Linked DNA regions of Homo sapiens: region 1 is linked to region 2. A link is a loop called in an ENCODE intact Hi-C map of the cell type or tissue named here. Cell type or tissue: endothelial cell of umbilical vein. All regions are shown on one strand. Each heading gives the region's core, and the rest is flanking DNA. Links, peaks and the distances in the headings are about the cores only. Region 1 holds the start of TRT-CGT3-1 (tRNA-Thr (anticodon CGT) 3-1). Region 2 holds the start of SCAND3 (SCAN domain containing 3).

Region 1 (5,380 bases), core at 249-5,248, 59 kb after region 2:
ATCTTTGGATTGAGTTGAGAGCCACTTCACTTTTCAATCTGTGGTCCAGTACATAAACTTAGAAGTTGTTTGCTAAGTTTGCACAGAGACTGACTCAGCTCTTTGCTGAGTGTGAGGGGACTGCAAAGCTCTTTTAAGGCTCCTTAGATAATTCACCTTGGGGATGAAAAGACCTTAGAGGACTTGACTCCAGCCTCTCTTATTCTGGCAGCTCGGAACTTTATATAAGAAACAGAATAGAAAGCTAAACTTTCGAGAGAACTCCCAGTAAGCACAACTAAATTCTCATTGAAACCTTAGTGAATTCATCACCATTAAGTAAAGAGAAAGAGGATAGGATTATTTCTTATTAATCAAAAATTAAACAAAGGCATTGATGTACTTGTCTGATGAAGTTTTACTCTTAAAACATTTGGAAAAGGAGTCATTTGTGAGCAATAACTCCCCTGAGGTTGCAGATATAGGCTTTTTCTCAATTGGGGGGTTTTCCCCCTAAAACTTGATGCCAATTCCTTTTAAGTATTTCTTACATTTATACTTTCTCCACTTCTGATTATGTTACTGGTTATCTGCTTTTCTAGTTAATTTTAAATTTATTTTCTGAAAAGAACACAATAAATAGGAGAATACATCTGAAACCTTATATTTTTTTCTTCACTCATAATTTTTGAAATGTGTTTATGTTCAATTACACATGGATTTTGGTTGCTCTTAATATAAAATTAAAACTCCTTGGCATGGCCTCTAAAATTCTGACACAGTTTCGTCCTATCCTTCTGCATCCCATCTCTCAGGCTGCTTGCCCATGGCCTTCCCACTGTACTCATACCAGCTTTTTTCCAGTCCAATGCACTTTGTCCAACTTCCTCTGCCTGGGTTTTCCTATGCTCTGTCTCCCTTTCCTATGCTGTCCTCTTTCTTTGCAACTGAAGACTCTCTTCTTATCTCCCTGATGAAACCAAATCCCATCGGTGTGTTCTAAATCACAGTCATTCTTTTTTTGCAGCACTTATCATAGCCACAATGTTATGTTTGTCATTATATAAATAACTTCTATCCATTCACCCACCCCCAACTAAGCTCTTATCTCCTTTGGGATAGAGACCAGGCCTGTTCAGTTTACCTTTCCACACCTTGGTGTGAGTAGGCATAGAATTAATAATTTTGGGAATGAATGAGGGGATGACTAGAGTTCCGTAATTATCACATAAAACAGATGAAGGCATATCTTCCACTGCTTGAAGTTAGCTTTAAGAGGTGTTTATGGACCACATAGAATTCTTTTCAGAATTCACTTCAGTGATCTCACATCCAGAAATATAACTTTTTGAAACTGGCATGCTGGCTCAGAGTCATAACACTCCTGTTGGGAAATCTGCTTCTAATAACCCACTTTAAATCAACCAAGGGAAGGGAGTGATAGTACTATAAAAATCAATGTCAAGAAATAAAATATGACCCCTGTCCCTAAAACAGCTTATTTTTTCTGAACATTCATTTGCGATTTACTGTTTATTGATTTATGAAAGTCATGGATTTTTTTCAGTGGCACATGGACACCCAAGAACTTAAGGAGGTCAGAGAAAATCTCAAAAGAATATGCAAAATTTGTCCGTAAGTCTGTGTGTGTGTGTGTCTGTGTGTTTATAGACAAAATTTTTTTTTAGATAATGTAATGAGTTCATGTGCCATAAAATTTTAAGAACCATTATTCTAAATCACACTGGATACTGTTTGTTTTTATAAATAATATTATTTGTTACTTAAGACTTTGACTTAAATAACTTTGACTTAAGTAACTGAGAAATATTGGATTTAAATATTAGCTTGATTATCAGCTGTAAGATTTGGGCAAGTTTATTTCCTTCTGATACTTCATTTTTAATCTGTAAAATTGGCATAATAATGTTTACTTCAGTGAATATTCTAGGAATTAAAAGCATGTGAGAAAATACACAAAGTGCAACTTAGTAAATGTTCCATAAATTGCAACCATTTTTCATCCATGTGGACTTTAAGCAAGGTTAACATGGAGTTTGAGAAACCAGAAGAATATATTTTTAATGTTTTGAATTAAAAGTTTTACAATTTTATTTTAGAGATTTTTTATCCGTGATTGAACTTGAACCCCTGAGTTTGGTGAAATTCCAATATAACTGTCTGGGAGATCATCAGAAACTAATAGTCTTTGAGGATGCAGGTGTAATGAAGAGAGATTGGAGAGATTAAAGCTCTATGCAGTGGACTTGATATTGTGATTAAGGATTATAGACTAAAAATTGTGATAAATTTACAAAAACAGACGGCCCTTATTAAAGGGGGAAAGAAAAAAAAACACGCACACCCTAAGGCCCCGCTGGGATTCGAACCCAGGATCTCCTGTTTACGAGACAGGCGCTTTAGCCAACTAAGCCACAGAGCCAGCCGTGCTGATTCTGTGGCTTCTTTTATGACCGAATTGCACTTAATTAGGTGACAAATTCTGTTGCCATTAAGAGTTACTGTGTTTTCGAATACATCAACTTTGCAGTAAAGGCAGACTCCTGAAAGGAACTTCTAGAAATTAGACTCCCTTCAAGTCCAACAAAACACACCCACACTCACACAATCACTTAGAAAATGTGCTTAGAACAATGTCAGCGCGTCCCAGAGGGCAAATAAAACCGTGAAATCGGAGAGTGGAGATGAACCATGTTCCCAGCGGAGGAAGAGGCATCGGTCTCTAGACGTGGCGAGAGCAGTTTTTACATTCCATGGCATTGCGGTGATTTCGAATCATCAAGTGGTTGGATTCTAAAAGTGGAGTGAAAAGCTTTTCTAGCAAAACAGATCATTCAGAATTTTCATCACATTAATGGCTTTTCTGGCCAATTAGAAGATAGCACACGGATGCGCTGAAAAACAAAAACTGTTAACGCGTTCAGACTCTCCAAACAGCTGCCAGATCACTGCTTTAGAGAAAGCAGGCGACAGCTGGGAGGCGACCTGGTCGGAGCTCACTTAACGGTTTTGTATTTCAAATCCAAAGAGACTTTGCCTGCTCGAGGCTTGTGTTCCCGCGGCTCCTGAGAGGGGGCACAGATGGAAACCAGAAGGGGAGGCGTCACCGGACAGGGTCTTTCCTAATTCTGCCTTCCTCATTTTGGTTCTTCAAGCTTCAATTAGATGTTTCCTAATATCTTCCTTATGGATCCGCACCTTGTAGAAGCTAAACAAACATTAATTGATTGAAAAATCCCCAAATTAAGATCCATTCTGAAACTGTTAACGATTGTATCCTAGTTTTCTGCCTTTGCTTAGTACTGAGGCTGGTGCCAAAGTGAGGGAGTGAGTTCACCAAATAAAGCAAGCGTCTCTGCACATTACCCAGCTTCCCCGCCATGTTAAAAAGACAACAGGGAGGACTACAAAATTCCCTATTTAACCTGGCAAAGGCTGTAAGGGGCTCTGGGCCGGATAATGCCCTTGAATCCTAAAGTCTTTCTTAATTCCTCTCTTGAGCCAAAATTTGGAGCATTGCCATTTCGTATCCCATTCAGAATGTTTTTGTAGTGAATATAAACTTATTTTCCTGTTAACCAAGATAGTCACGTTTTAATTTAATATAGATTAACAAACTGTTATGATTAGACCTGTACTAACAGTTACTGTATTAAGAGTTACTGTATATTTACTGAGTTTGGGAAGCAACATCCCCCAAAATCATAAGGACCAGGAATCATAGCCTTTCTGAATTTGAATCAGCTGAATTGTTTATGATCAGGATTGTACTAACTTCAGTTACTAAAATATAACTGGGATGGCATCATGTCCAGGGAAATATTGTTCAAGTTTTTTCCAACAAGAACGATGTATTGAATACCTACTATGTGTCAGGCATTGAAATAACTTCTGTAGACACAACTAGGCACAAGGTAGCCAGATGATAAAAATCAAACAAGAAACAGTATCACAATAAAAGAAGTACAATGTGATAGTTGAGTGCCTAGCAGGTCCCAGTAATCAAGTTCAAAGCATAATACTTTGTTTTAGGTATATTTCTGACATTGCCCAGTTCAACTAATTTTAAAATTTCTTTTTGACTTTTGCTGGAAAAAGTCCTAATAGATTTTTCCCCCCTAATGTCACAATTAGTACTTGAACACACCTAGAATACGTTCAAGTTAATCCAAGATATTTAAACAAAATAAAGAATATGGCTGGGCGCAGTGGCTCATGCCTATAATCCTAGCACTTTGGGAGGCTGAGGCAGGCAGATCACCTGAGGTCAGGAGCTGGAGACCAGCCTGTCCAACATGGTGAAACCCCGTCTTTACTAAAAATACAAAAATTAGCCGGGCATGGTGGTGGGCGCCTGTAATCCCAGCTACTCAGGAGGCTAAGGCAGGAGAATTTCTTGAACCCGAGAGGTGGAGGATGCAGTGAGTCGAGATCACACCACTGCACTCCAGCCTGGGCGACAGAGTGAGACTCCGTCTCAAAAAAAAAAAAAAAAAAAAAAATTATTGGACCTCGTGAGACTTACTACCACGAGAACAGTATGGGGGAAACAGCCCTTATGATTCTATTATCTCCCACTGGGTCCCTCCCGCAACATGTGGGAATTATGGGAGCTATAATTCAAGATGAAATTTGGGTGAGGACACAGCCAAACCATATCACTAGCCCAGTGGGATCCTCCTCCAAATAGAGTTGCACTCAAAAAGAAAAAAAAAATATGTGAGTGAATTGAAAGGCTAAATAATTCACATGAGATCTCCAGCCAATTTGATGCAAAAGTGCTCAACTAACATCAGAATCCAAGACAGCTGACTGAGGGATATGAATATCAATACTGGAGCGTGGGGATTTGTCACAACTGCAGTGACTTCATATTACCCTCAGTTATGCTTTCTTTGTTGAGAATAGGGTGATTTACTATACTACTAGTTAGTAGCTGTTAGTCCCCTGAAAATTCATGTTTAAATCCTACCCTCAGTACCTCAGAATGTGATCTTATTTGGAAATAAGGTAATCAAAGAGGTAATTAGTTAACTTGAAGTCATACGGAGTAAAGTGAACCCCTGATTCAATATAACTGGTGTTCTAATAAAAACGGGAAATTTGTCTGGGTGCAGTGGTGGCTCACGCCTGTAATCCCAGGACTTTGGGAGGCGGAGGTGGGTGGATCACCTGAGGTCAGGAGTTCAAGACCAGCCTGGCCAATATGGTGAAACCCCATCTCCACTAAAAATACAAAAATTAGCCGGGCGTGGTGGCAGGGGCCTGTAATCCCATCTACTCGGGATGCTGAGGCAGGAGAATCACTTGAACCTGGGAGGCGGAGGTTGCAGTGAGCCAAGATCACGCCATTGCACTCCAGCCTGGGGACAAGAGCGAG
Region 2 (5,380 bases), core at 286-5,285:
TCCTTTTTTGTTCTTGGTCAGGAAAGTTTTTGATATAAGAAAACACTCAACACAGGACAACTACAGACTCAGTTTAAAAGGACTTGTTTACGTGACAACACAGGGCAGTTACTCGGGCAATTCCATTGAAAGTGAAGCCATCCTCTGAAAAGACCAGAAATAGTGAGCACAGAGCGACTCACTAAAGCTTCAGGGTCACAAATTGAGCGGCAAGATACTTGCGAGACAGAAAACCGAGGTTATGACGGATACTTTGGCCCTAAATAAAGCCTGGGTGTATGAGCCTAGGCAAGGAAACGAAGATCGGAGCAGCCTGGGCGAGGGCGGAGAGGGAGAGGGGCTCACAAGCTGCCTGGGGAAGAGGCCCGATTGTCGCCGCGCACATGCACCCTTCCCTCGGCCGCAGCTCCCACCTCTGAGGAGCTCAGACCCTGTGGAACCCAGACTAGTGGGTCGAGGGAAACACTCTACAGCTCAGGTGGAGGTTCCGCAGACACACCCGCAGCTGTGCCCGTAGGTTCCGGCCGGGCCCGGTGAGCCACGCTCACTTCCGGTCCGCTCTAGGATTCCAGGTGGTGCCGTCTTCTCACTGGTTGTGCAAACACCTACGGTACCAGTAATTCTGGGGAGGCAAGTACTCTGGAAACGACGGAGAATTAACTCCGGAATTACCTAGTTATCTGGCATCACGGTGAAAAGAGTTCCACAGTGTGAGTAGTGCTGGAGTAGATGCTGCTGGTCTGTGTTTTCCTGTCACCGTGATAAACCATCGCTGGCACTCAGACCCGTGGTGCTCACCGCAGCGACCTGAAACAAAATGGAGAGGAGCATCCCTAAGGACTACCACGTCAGCGAATCTGTAGGATCGTCCCCCGCCTTTCCTCGTTAATTTCGGGCCACTTTCACCTTTCCCTTTCACCCTAAATCAGACTTAAAAAGAAATGTAAGAGTTAGTCCATTGTTTCCATTTTACGGATTAGAAAACCAAGACCACCGAGAATGAGCCTCAGTTGTTTAGTCACGGAGCACAGAGCCGTGACTAAACAACTGTGGGAAACTGGTCCCAGAAATCTAACAAAATCTGGACGGCTGATCAGCGCCTAGCGAATCACTGGAGTGGAGTAACCAGAACATTCTTTTCAAGCAGTCACTGGGTTCCTCCATACCTCTGGTAGCGCAGAGATGCCCAAGGAATATTTGTTGAATTGCTGCCTGGTTCCCTTCTCCATTCTCTGTTTCCTTCTGCTGTGGTCCTCATGTTGATTTCTCACATTTTGGCATTTCTGAGTAGAGAGTCTTTGAATAATCAGAACATCTCTTTTAGAAATCTCTAAATAAAAAAGAAATCTTACGCTTAGAGTCCGTGAATGGTCTTGAGTAAAATTCTGTATAAAATTTTTGTCTGTGTGCCTGTGTCATCCAACCCTGAAAAGATCATTTTCCCAGTCACTTTTAACGTGCTGAACTTATCTTTTGTTTCCCCCCCTAACTATCCTTTGCAATCAGGGATTCTACTACCTTTTTCTCATTCTGCAAGGCAGTGATCTCTGCCATGCTGAGCACAGTAGGCAGTTAACATGGAGTAAGCATGACTTCTAAGTCCTTTACTGACGAGCCTTACTGTTTTGTTTGTTTTGTTTTGTAGATTTGCATTTGTTAATTACTACAACAGTGATAGACACTTATAAAAAAAGTCAAATATTTAAAAAGTCAACGTGGCAAGAAGTGAAGTTTCTTCATCCTCAGTTCCATTCCTCAGAAAAATTGATGCCGAGTTTGTTGTATGTACCTCCAACCTATTTTTAAAATGTACATACAAAATTGAGTACAATATTATTATGTACAAATATAACTGAGTCACAATTATAACTCATTATAATTTGCAAAACTTAAATCATACTAGACTACAATTCACCAAGTTACTGGGCTTTTTTGGTTTGTTTTAAACTTAAATCCTCCCCCAGAAACTGCCAAGCCAACATGTGTTACATGTCTATCCCATTCTTTTTAGTGGCTGTAGAAGAGACTATTTTGATAGATATTGCTAAAAGATCTGCACCCCAGAGGGATGTTTATCGTGAGTCTCGCTAAAGTGTGTTAAGATCCTTTCCTTGCGCTGTGCTTTCCAAGGCCTTGGGAAGAGGTTGCTCTGTATGAAACATATTTTGTAAGATTTGCAAAAGTATGCTAGTATAGTGAAAATTAGTTAAGACAGCTTCCTCTCCCTACTCCAGCTTATCCTCAGATACATCATACAGGCCTTAGAGTACCCATAATTTTATGTTGATAACAGCTGTTCTTTTTCTTAAAGAGGACTTTCTAAATTGTTAAGTTTCAGACCTCACAAATCTGCCCCGGTTGATTTCTGGAAGCTAATTTATGCTCCCAACAAAAGCGCAGGAAAGAGTGAAGAGATCTCCCTGAATTTTATTTTGACAGTTACTCCTTCTTCAGCAGCAAAGCGTCAGCTTTCCTGTCAGCGTGAGTCTCACTGAAGCCTGACCTAACTCTTTCGGATCGGAACTAGAAAGTTTATTATCAAGGAGGTATTTAACCACGACTATACTTACCTACTGTACCCTTGTGGTTGGTCCCATGGTGTAATGGTTAGCACTCTGGACTTTGAATCCAGCAATCCGAGTTCGAATCTCGGTGGGACCTTTCAAAGGTGAACGTTTTACAGTTCCTGGCTTGGCCTCTGAATGTGGGAAAAATTCGTTCCTCCGCTTCCCATCGAATTCTCGTCGAAAACAACTTTGTGGTCGCGTGCACGGTATTGAACTCTCCCCTTCTATCCAAGCATGAAAGTACCAAGCTCTTTCGCCTAGAAGAACGCTTTCAAAGCGTATCAAATTCACGGGTTTGGAGACAAAGAGAAAGATGCTGCTCTTATCGACTTACGAAAAGCTCCAGCAGCAACGTGGAAACCCAATTCCTGTGATGGAGACAAACGCTTCCTCAAAATTTCCTAGGTTCGAAGCCCTCCTCGCTGCCACAACCAAGTCCTGCGTGTAAAGTGGCTGAGCCTTGGTCTCGGGCGTGTTTCTTTTGTTTGTTTTTTTGTTTGTTTTTTTTTTTTTTTTTCGCTGTGGACCTTGCGCCCCGGGTTACTTCTCGCCCCTTTTCCCTATCCCCCATCTTGATGAGACAATTCACCCTCATCTGCTTTCTCTAGTCCCCTGTACTTCTTAGTCTCTCCGCTCACCCCGACTGCAACGTCTGGAAATCCCTCCAAAGCCAGCAGCCCCGGAGGGCTCGGGTCCCTGGTATCCACGGCGTCGAGTCTTCCAGCCGGAGAGAAAAACTCACCTAGGACCGGACCTGGGCCTCGCCGCGCTGGGAGCTGGCATTCCCAATTCAGGACCAGACACGGTGGAGGGGCCCTACAACTTGTGTGGGAGACAAGGGAGATGGGGGTAAAAAGACCTCTGCCTTCAGCCGTTCGCCTGGCATCTCGCCTCTTCAGCTCCTAGTACCAGGGTGAAAGGAGGGGGCTCCCTGACCGAGTCCTCCCCAGACACTACCAAACACTCGGTCCGAAGCATCCGGGAAACAGTCCCTTGGAGCTGAAGGTCAAGAACAGAAAATGTAGCCGCTATCTTGCCTCCCCTGAACTGTGTGTGTAGACGAGGATTGAATTGGAGATAGAGTTGATGAAACCCGGAAGGTCTGGAAAATTCCTTATAGACACTAATTTAGCTGTTAGAATGAGGTGGGAAATGTGAGGTGTCAAGGTGAGGGAAAGGTGTGCCCTAGAGGACAGAGAGGACAAGAACTAAATTAGAAACAAGTATTTGTGTTTCGTACAAATTAATCTCTTCTATGATGTAAGAGACAACCTTTAAATCCAATTATTTATTTTCAGATTTCTTACTTTGACATTTTGATTTTCGCATACATACCAAAAAACCAAATCGAATCCTACTTTCACCAAGTCCATTAAACCATTAATAATTCATTAGCTCATATTTTGAATTACCATTGGTTACACAGAGACTCTGTAACTAAGTTTACAAAATTCATGAAAGCATTATTTTGGCTCCCGTTATGTGTGCTTGATTGTACTTCATATGGTCTGTAATGGTGCTAATTGCAGAGGGAAATAACATTTTCTTGTGGTGTTGCCTTAGCTAGTGTGGCCCCACCTTCTTTCCACTTTGTTGATGTTAGCGTGATGAGATCTCACCCAAAGTGTTCTCCCTTTTCCTAATGGCCTAACAGCCTCTTCTGCCTGTTTGGGATGCTTATAAGTCCAGCCATCCTTCCGACCAACACCATAGCCTGCCTGTGTTACTGTAAGTAATCATTATGATCACATCCATCGTCAAGCATCCACTTATCCTAGCTCAAACCAGTAACTCAGACTTTATCCCAAGCCTCTAAATTAAGGTAATGGACAAGACCTGATTGGAGATGGTGCCTGCACAACGTGACCCAGAACTGAACAGAAGGCCAAGGAGCAGCTGCTATGAGGAGGCGGAAGCAGCCACCAACACTGGGAGAGGCTGGGAGCATATGTAGATGCTCCCCCTGATGCCTTACATGTTCTGTGGGTCTACCAATTCCTTTAGGAAGCTGAGGAAATTCCCGTGGGTATTTATAAAAACTCCACCCTTGAACAAACTTTAGTTAGGTTCCTCTGAGCCCTCCTCTCAACTAGGTCCCATCCTTGGCTTGTCCAGCCCAATTTCAGCAAATAATCCAGTTGAGCCTAGTTTTAGCAAGAATCTTGCTAAGCCAATTCAGTAAGAATTCCTCACCTCAAAATCCTATCAAGTTTCTCTTTTTCCACCCTTGATATCTAATCAAGTTCCTCGTAGTCACTTTCTATCAAATGGTTGTCTTACCCTTACTATTAGCTATAGATCCCCAGCTGTCCCTGATGTATTTGGATCTGAGTTTATTTAATTTCTCTCCCCTATTGCAATTGTCTGGAATAAAGTCTTCCTTGCCTATTTAACTCCATCTGGTACATTTTTTCTTTGACAGTTTCATCAAAGATGTATAGGCATATCCTGGGAAAACTTCTTTTCCAAAGAAGATATCCAGCTAAGGATTGAGAATATGATCAGCTGCCGAGAGAAGATGTGTTCAGAATAGAGGACCAAGCAAATTAATGGTAGCTGATTTCCTGAGGAAATTAAAACAGACTTTAAAATCTGTCCATATCAAAAAATGTGTTACACCACATTAACAAAAATGAAGGATAAAAACCATGTGATTATATCCATAGATACGGAAAAAGTATTTGACAAAATTCAACACCCTTTCATCATAAAAACTCTCAAAAGATTAGTTTTATAGAGCCAGAGCAATTAGATAAGAGAAAGACATAAAAGTCATCCTAATAGGAAAGGAATTGAAATTAACTCCATTTGCT

The links. Hi-C counts contacts between places; a loop is a spot of excess contacts. Peaks named below come from ENCODE experiments on the same cell type or tissue, not always from the same donor. Only the 100,000 strongest peaks of a DNase experiment are listed, where the experiment ranks them.
Region 1: it touches region 2 in a loop (3-fold over the local background); 11 of 110 quality-filtered maps call a loop at or near these places.

Annotation. Positions count from the first base shown.
Region 1 is chr6:28,645,859-28,651,238 of GRCh38, forward strand. TRT-CGT3-1 (tRNA-Thr (anticodon CGT) 3-1) reads right to left here and starts at 2,422; the gene lies at 2,349-2,422. It overlaps LINC00533 (long intergenic non-protein coding RNA 533), which reads right to left. Exons shown (of 3, transcript NR_135285.1): 2 at 3,038-3,208; 3 at 2,428-2,793. LOC105374996 (a long non-coding RNA gene) reads left to right here. Exons shown (of 3, transcript XR_926657.3): 2 at 1,547-1,614. In endothelial cell of umbilical vein, for the core only: no CTCF peak of the experiment used is centred there; a DNase peak (open chromatin) is centred at 2,443; H3K4me3 peaks cover 1,051 bases; H3K27ac peaks cover 235 bases; H3K27me3 peaks cover 238 bases.
Region 2 is chr6:28,586,790-28,592,169 of GRCh38, forward strand. It overlaps SCAND3 (SCAN domain containing 3), which reads right to left and starts at 509. Exons shown (of 4, transcript NM_052923.2): 1 at 1-509. It overlaps ZBED9-AS1 (ZBED9 antisense RNA 1), which reads left to right and starts at 589. Exons shown (of 2, transcript NR_186619.1): 1 at 589-943; 2 at 2,440-4,960. TRQ-TTG2-1 (tRNA-Gln (anticodon TTG) 2-1) reads left to right here and starts at 2,590; the gene lies at 2,590-2,661. RefSeq lists enhancers at 129-1,005, 2,497-3,176. In endothelial cell of umbilical vein, for the core only: no CTCF peak of the experiment used is centred there; a DNase peak (open chromatin) is centred at 2,682; H3K4me3 peaks cover 616 bases; H3K27me3 peaks cover 1,476 bases.